Linked DNA regions of Homo sapiens: region 1 is linked to region 2. The links are chromatin contacts, found by Hi-C or POLR2A ChIA-PET in ENCODE. All regions are on one chromosome and are shown on one strand. Each heading gives the region's core, a stretch centred on a gene start or an enhancer-like site at or near the end of the contact. The rest is flanking DNA. Distances are from core to core; before and after follow the strand shown.

Region 1 (5,836 bases), core at 1,945-4,444, 92 kb before region 2:
AGGTGAGGGATGCAGGCCACACTGGAATGGGAAGTCTTTTCCCCACTGGATGTGCCTGTCTGGTGGGTTTTGGACCTTCCCAGACTACATCTCTAGGAGAGGCCTGTTTGGAGTAGTACACTGAGAGACCCTGGCCTCTTCTGCTGGAAGACTGTCCAAGTCTTGGGGTTTCTTGAGCTGGTGATTCCTCTGCCATCCTGCTCTCTCTCTTCATCTCAGGCAGCATGGGGTCCACTTTTGTCCCCAAACCTAATGTTTTAATCCAAATGCAAATTGGTTCCACATTTTTACTGGAGGGTAATCAGTTTTTAAAATTCACACACATGTAATCGAAACGCAATACTATAAAGTTCTACTGGTGAGACTCCTGAACTCAGTCTGTTTTCTTAGTAAAATCCAGCACCTTCCTTCTCTTCATTCTTTGTATCACTGTGGCTTTAAACTGTCTTCAAGTTATTCCTCCTCATCACCTCCATTGTTTTATCTTCACCCCCTTAACATCCACAGAAACAGACTGGAGTTCTTGAATGTTTTAGCTTCAACTTCTACATGTGCCCACTTTGCTTTGTTAATGCTACCACAGCTGTGCTGAATGAAGCCTGTTTCCCAGGCAGAGATCCTGCCACTCTGGATGGGAAGATAAAATGCAGGGGTCCTCTTTCCTGGTTTCCTGGGAACATCAAGGGACAGGTGACCAGCTTGGAACTCTTTGATGACTTGGAAGGAGGAAGATGGTCTGGCTGATCTGTGGTGAGAAGGTCCTTTGCACAAGGCTGCAAGAAAGTGAAGGGCAGCAATGCTGGTGTTTAAAGAACGAGAGGGGTGGGGACTCTAGGGTGTTTTGTTTGAGATGGGGGTCTCGCCCTGGTCACCTAGGCTGGAGTGCAGTGGCACGATCTTGGCTCACTGATACATCTGCCTTCCAGGCTCAAGTGATCTCCCACCTTAGCCTCCCAGGTAGCTGGAACCACAGGCACACACCATCATGCCTGGCGAATTTTTTTTGTATTTTTGGTAGAGTTTCGTCATGTTGCTTAGGATGGTCTCAAACTCCTGAGCTCAAGTGATCCACCTGCCTCGGCCTCCCAGAGTGCTGGGATTACAGTGTGAGCCACCATGCCTCACCTAGGGTGTTTGGTTTTTAAGTGAAACATGCACATGGTAAACATTAAAACCGTCTAAAAGGCTGGACCATGAAAAGCAAGGCTCCCTTCTCCCACCCAATCCCTGAATTCTCCCTGGAGAGTATCCCTCCTAAGTGCACGCACTTCCACTCTGTTCCATTTCTGCCTGTTAAAACTACTTAGTGCAGCTTAGTGTAGTGGAACCTGCTTCAGAATAACCCATATGGGTCTTCTTTATTCTCATGAACCACAGAGCATTTCATGTGTTGGATATATTGTCTCCTACTTACGGACATTTGGGGTTGTTTCTGTTTTTGTTTGTTTTGTGACGGACTCTTGCTCTGTCACCCAGGCTGGAGTGCAGTGGCACAGTCTCGGCTCATTGCAACCTTCACCTCCTGGGTTCCAGCGATTCTCCCCTCTCAGCCTCCCAAGTAGCTGGGACTACAGGTGCGTGCCACCATGCCCAGCTAATTTTTGTATTTTTTGGTAAAGACAGGGTTTCACCATGTTGGCCAGGCTGGTCTCAAACTCCTGATCTCAAGTGATTTGCCCGCCTTGGCTGGGATTACAGGCATGAGCCACTGCACCCGGCCAGTCACCATTTTCATCCGGTAACTTGCAATGCACCAGGCCTTACCAGGGCCACTGTTGGGTTCAGCGGACATTTCCTTCTTCAAGCTGGCAAGGCCTCAGACAAGTCACTGCCCATTTTGGCTCCTGTTCCTCCTCTAAAATAACGGAGTTGGGTGATGGCAGAGGCTTTCCAGCTTATTCAGCCTCAGGAGTACCTAAAATTTATCCAGAAGCCCATATGGAAAGCCAGGAGTCCTGGAGCTGCTCTGGTTGAAGCTAGGATGGGGGCCCAGAGCTCCCTGCTGTTCTTGACCCCCAAATCTTTGCTTCCAAGATTCACTGGCCCCTACCTGCTACCTGTAGGCCTTCACCTGCTTACTTGTGTCCGATGTAGGGATTATGGGCTTACTCAGCAGCCATCCTCATGGCCTAAACATTTGGCCAATTTCAGTGTCCCCGAAGGGTGAAGGAGGTCTGGGCTTCCATGGGGCCTGAACTGCAGGTACCTTCAGCACTTCCTGGGGTTCTGGACATGTCAACAGCTGCCCACCAAGGCCTGGAAGATAAGGAGGGCTCACACCACTAGTGCAAACTTGGATCAATGAGAAGGGAAGGATGCGACAGACGTATCCCTCCTCTTTTCTTGTCCCCTCTGGATTCTGTTGAGATGCTTCCAGGGATTCTCCGAGGCCCCTTCCTGCTCCAGTAACTGCAGGTTACTGGGGAAGCTGTGGCCAGCTCTAATCCCCTACTTTTTTTTTTTTTTTTTTTTGAGACAGTCTCGCTCTGTAGCCCAGGCTGGAGTGCAGTGGCGCCATCTTGCCTCATTGCAACCTCTGCCTCCAGGGTTCAAGCGATTCTCCTGCCTCAGCCTCTCTAGTAGCTGGAATTACAGGCGCGCGCCACCACGCCCGGCTAATTTTCGTATTTTTAGTAGAGATGGGGTTTCGCCATGTTGGCCAGGCTGGTCTAGAACTCCCAGTCTCGAGAGATCCATCTGCCTCAGCCTCCCAAAGGGCTGGGATTACAGACGTGAGCCACAGCGCCCGGCCTAATCCCCTACTTTGATTTACTGTCCCTCCCCACATCATTTCTTCCCTTATTGAAAGCTCTGGGTCCTCCCCAATGCCCCACCATGTAAACCAATCTGTCCTGCTGGGTTTGGGGCACCGCGGTGGGCAGGGGAGAACCCGTTTGTCAGAAGGTTCAGAGTTTCTGAGTTCCTCATGCTTAATCATCAGCGGCCACAGCACAACAGTGGCCGAGGGTGGGTTGTAAATTCTCACCTGGCCTAGAGGACGCAGCCACGACCCCAGCGCTTGGCCATCTCTGTAGAGGATTCGCGGGTGGACCATGCTTAGTCTAACAGGGTATGGTTATTAACGCCCGTTATGAACGGTTCATAACCAGCCAACGGTTATGAACTGTGGAGGGCTTCCGCAATCCCGCCACACGCTCGAGGCGGAAGCGACAAGACGCCTGCGTGGTTTTGCTGGCGCGCCGCACGTGCCCGTACCGTGACCTGCGCATGCGCTTTGGAAGCCTCGCGAGCTTCCTGCGGCACTCAGGGTTTGGTGCAGGTGCCTGTGGCCTTTGGGGGTTTCCTCGCGTCTTTTAGGTAGATGCTTCCAGGGATTCTCCGAGGCCTCTTCCTACTCCAGTAACTGCAGGTTTCTGGGGAAGCCGTGGCCAGCTCTAATCCCCTACTTTTTTTTTTTTTTTTTTTTTGAGACAGTTTCGCTCTGTCGCCCAGGCTGGAGTGCAGTGGCGCCATCTCGCCTCACTGCAACCTCCGCCTCCAGGGTTCAAGCGATTCTCCTGCCTCAGCGTCTCTAGTAGCTCCTTACAGGGAGAGCAATGGCCCACTCACACCCGAAACAGAGAAGCGAGGATTTTTTTTTTTTCCTGCAAGCTGCTGCGCATTAATTAAGTCAAAGTGCAGAAGAAATCTTTTCTACCCCGGCTTTCCAACTTTCCGGGGGTCATTAGGGAAAAACATTCGTTGAACAGATGTCCTTAGGGTCGGCGCTTTTATCTCTGAAAGGAAGAACACTTGGAAAGGAAGCTGCGTGTTTTTCCTCTTGCCCGGAAGAGCCAGCCTGTATGTCTCCCTTTTGACCCGAGGCCAAGCGCCTGAAGCCTCTTGGACTTAGTTAACATTAGTCCGTTTTCTATGCGTTTGTCCTTGGCTTGGTTTATGGTGTTTGTTGAAAGGTAAATGTTTTAAAGTTTTGGGGATTCCTATCATGCTTAGGGAAATCAATCCCCTTCTCTCTTCTCCCCTTCCCCCGATATTCTCTTACATTTTGTTGCAATGTTTATTATTTATTTTTTACTAGACAACCTATAGTCCTTATGGAATATATTTTAGTATAAGCTGTAAGGCAAGAGTCAAGCGTCTCCCGCCCCCAGGTGGAAATTAACTTATTCCAGCCCCACTTATTAAATGAGCCTCTTACTAAATGAGCCAACAGGTGTGGACCTGTTGAGTTTGAGATCCCGCTTAGACGCCAGTGGAGACATCTGTGGTCAGTTGCACAAGTGAGTCTGATGTGAGGGGTGAGGTTCTGGCTGAAACTATAATTTTGGGCGTCATCAGCATCTAAATAGATCAGTCTCCCTCACTTGTTAAAAAATGCTTTTCCAGTCTTAGAATGTATTCTCTCACATGAAATATTTAATCGCATTATCCAGTTCGTTCCCATCCCTGCCTAAAAGAAAGTGTTCCATTGGGATTTAAATTATAATTGCATTAAATTTAAATGGAAGTTTTGGGAGCATTGACATTTTTGTGATATTAATCCTCCCCCAGAGGATAAAAAATGGCTTTCCATTTACTCAAGACTTCTTTTAGGTCCTCCAATAAGATTTTATAAATTCTTTATACGGGTTCTATAACTTTCTGGTTAAAATTATTCCTAAGTGTTTTATGGTTTTTGTCTATTGTGATGGAATACTTTTTTCCATCTGTATTACTCATTGATTATTAATATGTAGAAAAGCTAATGATTTAATATAATTCACTTTCTGTCTTAGGAATTCTGGTAGTTTTAATAAGCCTGTTTTTTATAGATACAAATTTGCCAGTATACCAATTTATTTTGTCAGTTTGCTTTAGTTAGAACCTCTGAAACAATGTTGAATAATGATCCCGGGCTGTTTCTGATATGCGTGGAAATCCGCATGTGAGAGTTGAGCGGTGAGAGTTTCGGCAAGTGGCTTTTAAAATGTTGGGGTTTCCTTTAGTTTGTCTTGCGGCTGCTGGGACTCACCGGTAGTTGCCAGTCCTGCCTGAGTTGGGCGCCAGGGGGCAGCAGTCACACAGAATGAAACGTGGGCTGTGCCCCCTGGAAACTGGCTGAATTTTGTCAAATGCCTTTACACCTTCTATAAAAAAAAAAAAAACATAGAGTTTTCTCCTTTATGCTGCTGTTTTTATTTTCAATTAGACATTGAGTAGCTATGAAAGAATGCTGTATAAAATATTTGTAAAGGAGGCCTGAAGCGGTGGCTCACGCCTGTAATTCCAACACTTTGGGAGGCCAAGGTGGGCAGATTGCTTGAGCCCAGGAGTTGGAGACCAGCCTGGGCAACATAGCAAGACGCCATCTCCACATTAAATACAAAAATTAGCTGGGTTTGTGCTGAGGCCGAGGTGGGAGAATCGCTTGAGCCCGGGAGGTGGAGGCTGCAATGAGCTATGATCGTGCCACTGTACTCTAGCCTGGGTGACAGAGTGAGAAACTGTCTTTAAAAAAAAAAAAATTATAAAGCAGAAAAAGTATACATCAAACACCCATCACCTGGCTTGTTATATTATAAATCCCTGTGTGTCTTTCCTGGACCCCTTGTCTCCCTGCTCAGAGGTCACCATCATCCTGAATTGTGTTTATTACTCTTAGTATTTCATTTTATAATTATGTTTCTTTACTCTTCATTATATTTTTATGAGCTCTGTGTATTCCTGTTTTATTTTGCCCTAAGTGTTTTATTTTGCTTTGTTTTTGAACTTAGATGGACATAACGTTTTATTGTTTTGCGGTTTTCTTTTTTTTTATTTTCAACATTGTGTTCCAGAAAATCATCCATGTTGTTGGATGTAACTGTAATTTATTCATTTTCACTACTGTATAGTA
Region 2 (5,675 bases), core at 2,653-5,152:
ATGGACTGATGGTTAAAGAGAGGGATGTATGGAAGGATAAATGGTGATCAAGTAAATATAGTAAAATGTTATTGGTAGAATCTATGTGGTGGGTGTACAAGTGTTGATTATACAGTTCTTGCAACTTTTCTGTTTGAAATTTTGCAAAACAAAGTGTTGGTAAAAAAACACTGATAAGAGAAGATCTGCCCTACTATAGAAAACATACTTTCCAACTGCAATAATCATATCACCATGGTTTAGGTGCAACACTAGACAAAACTGGCATATGATGATGAAGTCCCAGACCTGCAAGAGGTTAATACACTAGAAGAAAAAAATTCAAACCCAATAGAAATTCTAGCAAAGATACACTCATTCAATAATGAGATACTGTTTTCAATTCTCAACACAATTTAAAATGCTATTAAATCCTGGTTCTGGTATATGGTGAGACTAGTGGCTGGCTTTGAGTCCATTTACTATGGCTGTGTGACAAGGCAAATTCTGCGTCAATGTCTCAGCTGCCACACCTACAAAATCAAGGGAGGGACCTCAAACCAGCTGAGGTTCAGGGTGACAGGTCAAGGGACAAGCAGAGCTCAATTACACATGTAGGTGTATGGCCCAGGAGCTCCATGCACAGTAAGTAGCTAGTATTATTTGTGGTTATCTCTGCAACAGAATTACGCTTATTTTAAAATTTCTTTTAGATGCTTTTTTTTCCTATTGGATTTTCTACAATGAGCATGAACTATCTTGGTAACCAGGAAAAAAAAGTCATGAATTATTTTAACAGCCAAACGGTGATGATTTGGGATTATGTCCTCTAATCTCTAACAGCGGACGGCTGGCTCCATGCCTTCCTAGCTGTACAGTTGTGTGTTTCTAGGCCTCAGTTTCCTTGTCTGTACCATAGGGGTTTGGTAAATCATCTCTAAGACCCCATCTGACAGTGACAGTCTAGGATTCTATGGCTATAACATTTTCTTTCATATGGGTGACTGAATCCTTCTCAACTCAATGTGAGAACTCGCGCACTGACACCTTTCTGAATCAAACTTTGAAAAATGTGGAAAAAGAACACGAGTATCTATGGCCACATTTCCCATGAGAGTAAGAACTAAATCAAGCCAAGGGCCATTTTAAAAACTTTAAACTCTATGCAATTCACAGGGAGACACTCCTGGAATGCAGCTCCTGCTGCTGTGGCTAGCTGGGCACTCCACCCCAGCTCCCCTGCAGTGCGCCACTGCCCAGCCCTGAGACCAGGGTCACCTCCCCTTCCTTCTGTGGAAATCCATCTAGTCCATTGAGAATGCCAGCATGTTTCGGAGGCCCCTGAGAAGTTAATACCCCGCAAGGAAACTCTGCTGTCTTCAAGGAGATCGTGACCGTGATCACAGAAAGAGCCTGGCATTTCCAATTAAGAATGAGTCCAAACAATGATTCCAACTGTGAGCGGCTATCTGCAGCCACTTAAATTACCTGCTTTGCACAATACAAGCAGCAGCTCCTGCCAGCATTTGGAAGGCCAAGGCAGGAGGAGCACTTGAGGCCAAGAGTTCAAAACCAGCCTGGGCAACATAGCAAAACCCCATCTTTACAGGAAAAAAAAAAATTAGCCAGGTGTGGTGGCACATGCCTGTAGTCCCAGCTACTTGGGAGGCTGAGGTGGGAGGATCGCTTGAGATGGGGAGGTCGAGGCTGCAGTGAGCCATGATCATGCCACTGCACTCCAGGCAACAAAACGAGACTTTGTATCTTAAAAAAAAAAAGAAAGAAAAGAAAAAAGAAAAAGAAAATTAACTGCATAGTTCATATCATTTACATATATATACAGAAATCAATTCTGGATACATTAAGGACTTCAGTGTGAATCTTGAAAACTGAGCTGGTAAGAAGGGGGCAAGGGCAGAAGGGCAGAGAGGGATGGTGGGAGTGAAGTAGGCACAACAAAGATGAAGGCTCATACTGGAAAAAGTGCCCAGAATGTCCCAGGACAGTGAGATGCTTCCTGGTCACTTGTTCTGCTTGGCCAAAGCAGGCAAAGAGGAGCAGGAGGAGAAAGGTCAGATCATCACCAGAAAGAGCTACCAGGGGTCAGGGTGAGGTCAAAGTAGGCACAGAAACAGCCATGGGAGAAGGCAATTAACTTTGGGCCAAGGAGATCAGAGAGGGTGGTTAACAGGTTCTCCTGTGGTGCTGACTTTGAGTGCTGATCACAGCAGCAGGATGGGGGCTGTTGGTGGCCATAAGTGGCCTCCCATCAGACTCTCACCCATGCCTGGATTGGGACCTCTGCATCTGGAATGTCCCTTGGGAAAGCTAAAGAGTGGATTCAGTACAGTCAAGTGAGCCACCTCCCACTAGATAACTCCAGAGAACAGGGGCAGTGCCAGCATCACCCCCAATTCAGAAGGGCCCTACCCTTGATTTAATTCTCAGCTGTCTTGAAATTCTTAATAATTTTTGCAAGGGGCCCTATATTTTCATTTTGCATTTGCCCCACAAGTCAAGAAGCAGGTTTTGCTAGGGGATGACAGTTCCAGGGACCACTTCTCTGAACCCCAACCACCAAGGACAGTGGATCGGTGCCAGGGTCCCAAGAAGTCCTGTCTGGCTTGGGTTCCAGCCACGTACAACATAAACCAACTTCGTTTAGAATGCCTTCCGTTGGTTTTCCACACAATGGCAGGAGACAGTGCAGCTGACGAGCCATCAAAGAGCAACAACAAATAATAACTGAACTAGTAAGGACACTTCATGCTTTTTGGTTAGTCAATTGCAAGTGAAAACAAGGCACATTATACTGGCCAAAGAATAATCTCTCAGAATGATGGAAGTCTAATGTAGGGAAGCTTACAGCAAGGTGTTGTCCACACCCGCCCCAAGCATCATGAACCAGAACGTTCTTGCCAAGGGTGATGGGGCTGCTAGAGGGAAGCATTCACACCCTTTGACTCAGCGATTGCATTCTTGGCAATGTGTCCCGGAAAGAAACACAAAGGAAAAACTTTACATGCCAAAGATGCTCAGGCAGCAGTTGGCTACAGTGATCTGGGAAGAACCTAAATGTCTAACAGAAGGAAAAGGCATTCCACAGCCTTCCAACGAATAAACACAAAGCCTGCGATAACGTGGGAAAGTGTTTATGATGTACAGCCATGTGAAAATGACATTTTTTTTTTTTGGATCTCAATGATATTAAAAGGATGTTTGTATAAAGGAAAAACATTGACCAAAAATAGAGACCTAAAAACAGTGGCAAAGGGATAATGGCGCTATGGAAACGCCATGCTCTTGAACATCTGGAATTGTTGTCTAAACAGTAAATAACCCTTAAAAATAATGAATGCCTAGGGCACAGAAGATTGGTCCTGCTGAATCTCAGAAAGTCTGGCCAAAAACAAAGCATGTGTGCTGGGGGACAGGTGAGGAGTGGGATTTGGGGAAGGGATTTTGCCAGGCAGATGAGCAGTTACCAAATGGTTAATGAACTAAGAGTCACATTCCAGGGGCCCTGTCCCGTACAAACTATGCTGCTTCTAATGTAAAAATATCCGCGGTGGAGGGATGCACCCAGTGGGCCTGACCAGGAAAGACACTTGTCCTCTAACCAGCCCCACCTATGGCCGAAAGGCTGATGGCCATGCCAGGTCAGGATGCGGCAGGCAGCCCCAGGGCGCTGTCCAGGTGGGGTTCCATTCCCCAAGTCTGTGGCCTCCTTCCGCCTTGACACACCACCCAGTGTGAGCAACTACTATTTCTGAAGATATGCGTCAGGAATCATTACTCAACACACACGTCACAGGGAAACAGGACATAAAAGGAAATTTATCTTTGGCAGCCCAAAGCCCATAACTTCATTTTTATTCATATTGCTCATCTATTTGATCAGATGCTGCTGCTGGTTTGAGCTGACTGGCACTTTATAGGAAAACCAGATGCCAGGAGAATGAATCTGCAGTGGGCAGGGCCGGGCCCTACAGGACACTCCCTGATGAGGTCAGAAGAAGATGTACATCCAGCAAACCCCTCAGTCCCAGCTCCAGCTCAACCCCATGCATCCAGACTCAGGCCCCTCTCTCCATTTCACTAGCCACCTTGAGATCTTTTCACTGAAGTCTCCCAAGCCCTGCTCCCACTTTGGCCCCCGTCGGGTCACCTGTCTTAGCCTGGCACCTAAGCAGCCCTCTCTTTGCCCAGAGGCAACAGAGGTCATTGTGCTACCTTCAGGACCAGTCAAATATTATTACTAATAATTGTTTTTATTAACAGGGCTGTTGCATATGGTTGAGCAGGTTGTACATTGCACAGCCCTAGGAAGTGCCATTCACAACAGACACTATAGATTTATTTTTATTACAATGCAAATCCAGCAAATGGAAGAGTCTCGTTCTGACAAATCAGAACAATTTTAAACTATTACAACAGTTTACAAATAAGTAGAGGTAAGGGCCCGGCGTGGTGGCTCACGCCTGCAATCCCAGCACTTTGGGAGGATTTGGTTCACGCCTGTAATCCCAGCACTTTGGCAGGCAGACCATTTGAGTTCAGGAGTTCAAGACCAGTCTGGCCAACATGGGGAAACCCCATCTCTACTAAAAATACAAAAATTAGCCAGGCGTGGTGGCAGGCATCTGTAATCCCAGCTACTCGGGAGGCTGATGCAGGAGAACAGCTTGAACCCGGGAGGCAGAGGTTGCAGTGAGCCGAGATTGCACCACGGCACTGCAGCCTGGAAGACTCCAGAGCAAGACTCCGTCTCAAAAAAATAACTAAACAAAAAATAAGTAGGGGTAAAGGGTCTTGAGGAAGAGGCATCCTTTTCTAATCCACGCGAGGTGCCAAGTGAGCCCACAGCAGCCCTGCACGCCAACCCGTGAACGCCAAATGAACCAGCTCCCTGGAGAGCACGCTATGTTCTCCAGGCTCCTTGGGGCTACCAGTGGCAAAGAACCTTGACTGCCTGGCTGGGGGAGCCTGGGCCTGTCCCAGCCCCATCGCCTCCACACTGTCAATGCCTTCCTCACTGTCACTGGGCATGCTGTGGCACAGTGAACAGCCACAAGCGCACAGGGCTGGTGCTTGGCCCACGAGGGTCTCCTCTTCTCTGCTGCACTGCCCCATCATGACCCTCTTTTCCCTCCAGGCCCTTCCAGTCCAGCACAACTGCCCCCTCGCTACCTAGGGGCTCAGGGTTGGCATGAAGCCTGTTTGCTGAGGGGGACTTCTGCATAGCCAATACAAGCACTGGGGGAAGCCTGCTCTGCCCACCTCTCCCCCGTCTCCTCTCCTCCTTCCTTGAGCTCTCGCCCTCTCTACCTGTAGGCCTGCCCTTCACACAGTGACACTCACATGCACACAGGTGTGCTGCCCTCCTGGCACCTCCGACATGCTGCTCCCCCTACCTGGGACACTCTTACATACAGTGCCCCCAATCCACCCCTTAGCTGCTTGCCCACGTCGGGCCCTCTGCTGGGATCCCTGCCCACTCGCAATGCCTTTCCTCAGAGCTCATGGACTCCTGCATGCCTCAAGCTCTGTGCATATTCTCAATCTTCTCTACTTGGCATGGCCAGCGCCTCCTGGACTCTGAGTGTGGGCAGCCAGGGCCATGCCAGTCCTCTCCTTCATGGGAAGGGATCAGCGTGCAGGGTCAGAGGGATGCTGGCCTGGGGATGAGGTGAGCT

The links. Hi-C counts contacts between places; a loop is a spot of excess contacts on that map. ChIA-PET counts read pairs that join two places held with the same protein, here RNA polymerase II (POLR2A). Pooled maps may share reads with other maps.
Region 1: a map of PC-9 shows a loop between it and region 2 (6-fold over the local background). The contact joins the promoter of MORC2-AS1 here to the enhancer-like site in region 2. A Hi-C loop is called at or near these places in 3 of 168 maps with a recorded cell type or tissue (PC-3, PC-9 and endothelial cell of hepatic sinusoid) and 2 of 50 pooled maps. POLR2A ChIA-PET finds 5 or more read pairs at or near these places in 4 of 52 experiments (BJ, PC-9, activated CD4-positive, alpha-beta T cell and 1 more).

Annotation. Positions count from the first base shown.
Region 1 is chr22:30,919,666-30,925,501 of GRCh38, reverse strand. MORC2-AS1 (MORC2 antisense RNA 1) reads right to left here and starts at 3,194. Exons shown (of 2, transcript NR_026920.1): 1 at 2,987-3,194; 2 at 1-773. LOC107985544 (a long non-coding RNA gene) reads left to right here and starts at 3,723. Exons shown (of 3, transcript NR_146603.1): 1 at 3,723-3,914. MORC2 (MORC family CW-type zinc finger 2) reads left to right here. Exons shown (of 26, transcript NM_001303256.3): 26 at 1-372.
Region 2 is chr22:30,828,383-30,834,057 of GRCh38, reverse strand. All of the region lies in intron 2 of OSBP2 (oxysterol binding protein 2), which reads right to left. Among named protein-coding and RNA genes, the nearest start is that of MORC2-AS1, 91 kb to the left of the region's middle. RefSeq lists enhancers at 3,166-3,666, 3,667-4,167, 3,103-4,302. Within about 2 kb of position 3,902, at least 5 of the 41 ENCODE cell types and tissues checked have a DNase peak (open chromatin) inside an H3K27ac peak, as active enhancers do; they include PC-3 and PC-9, where a contact is called at or near this core.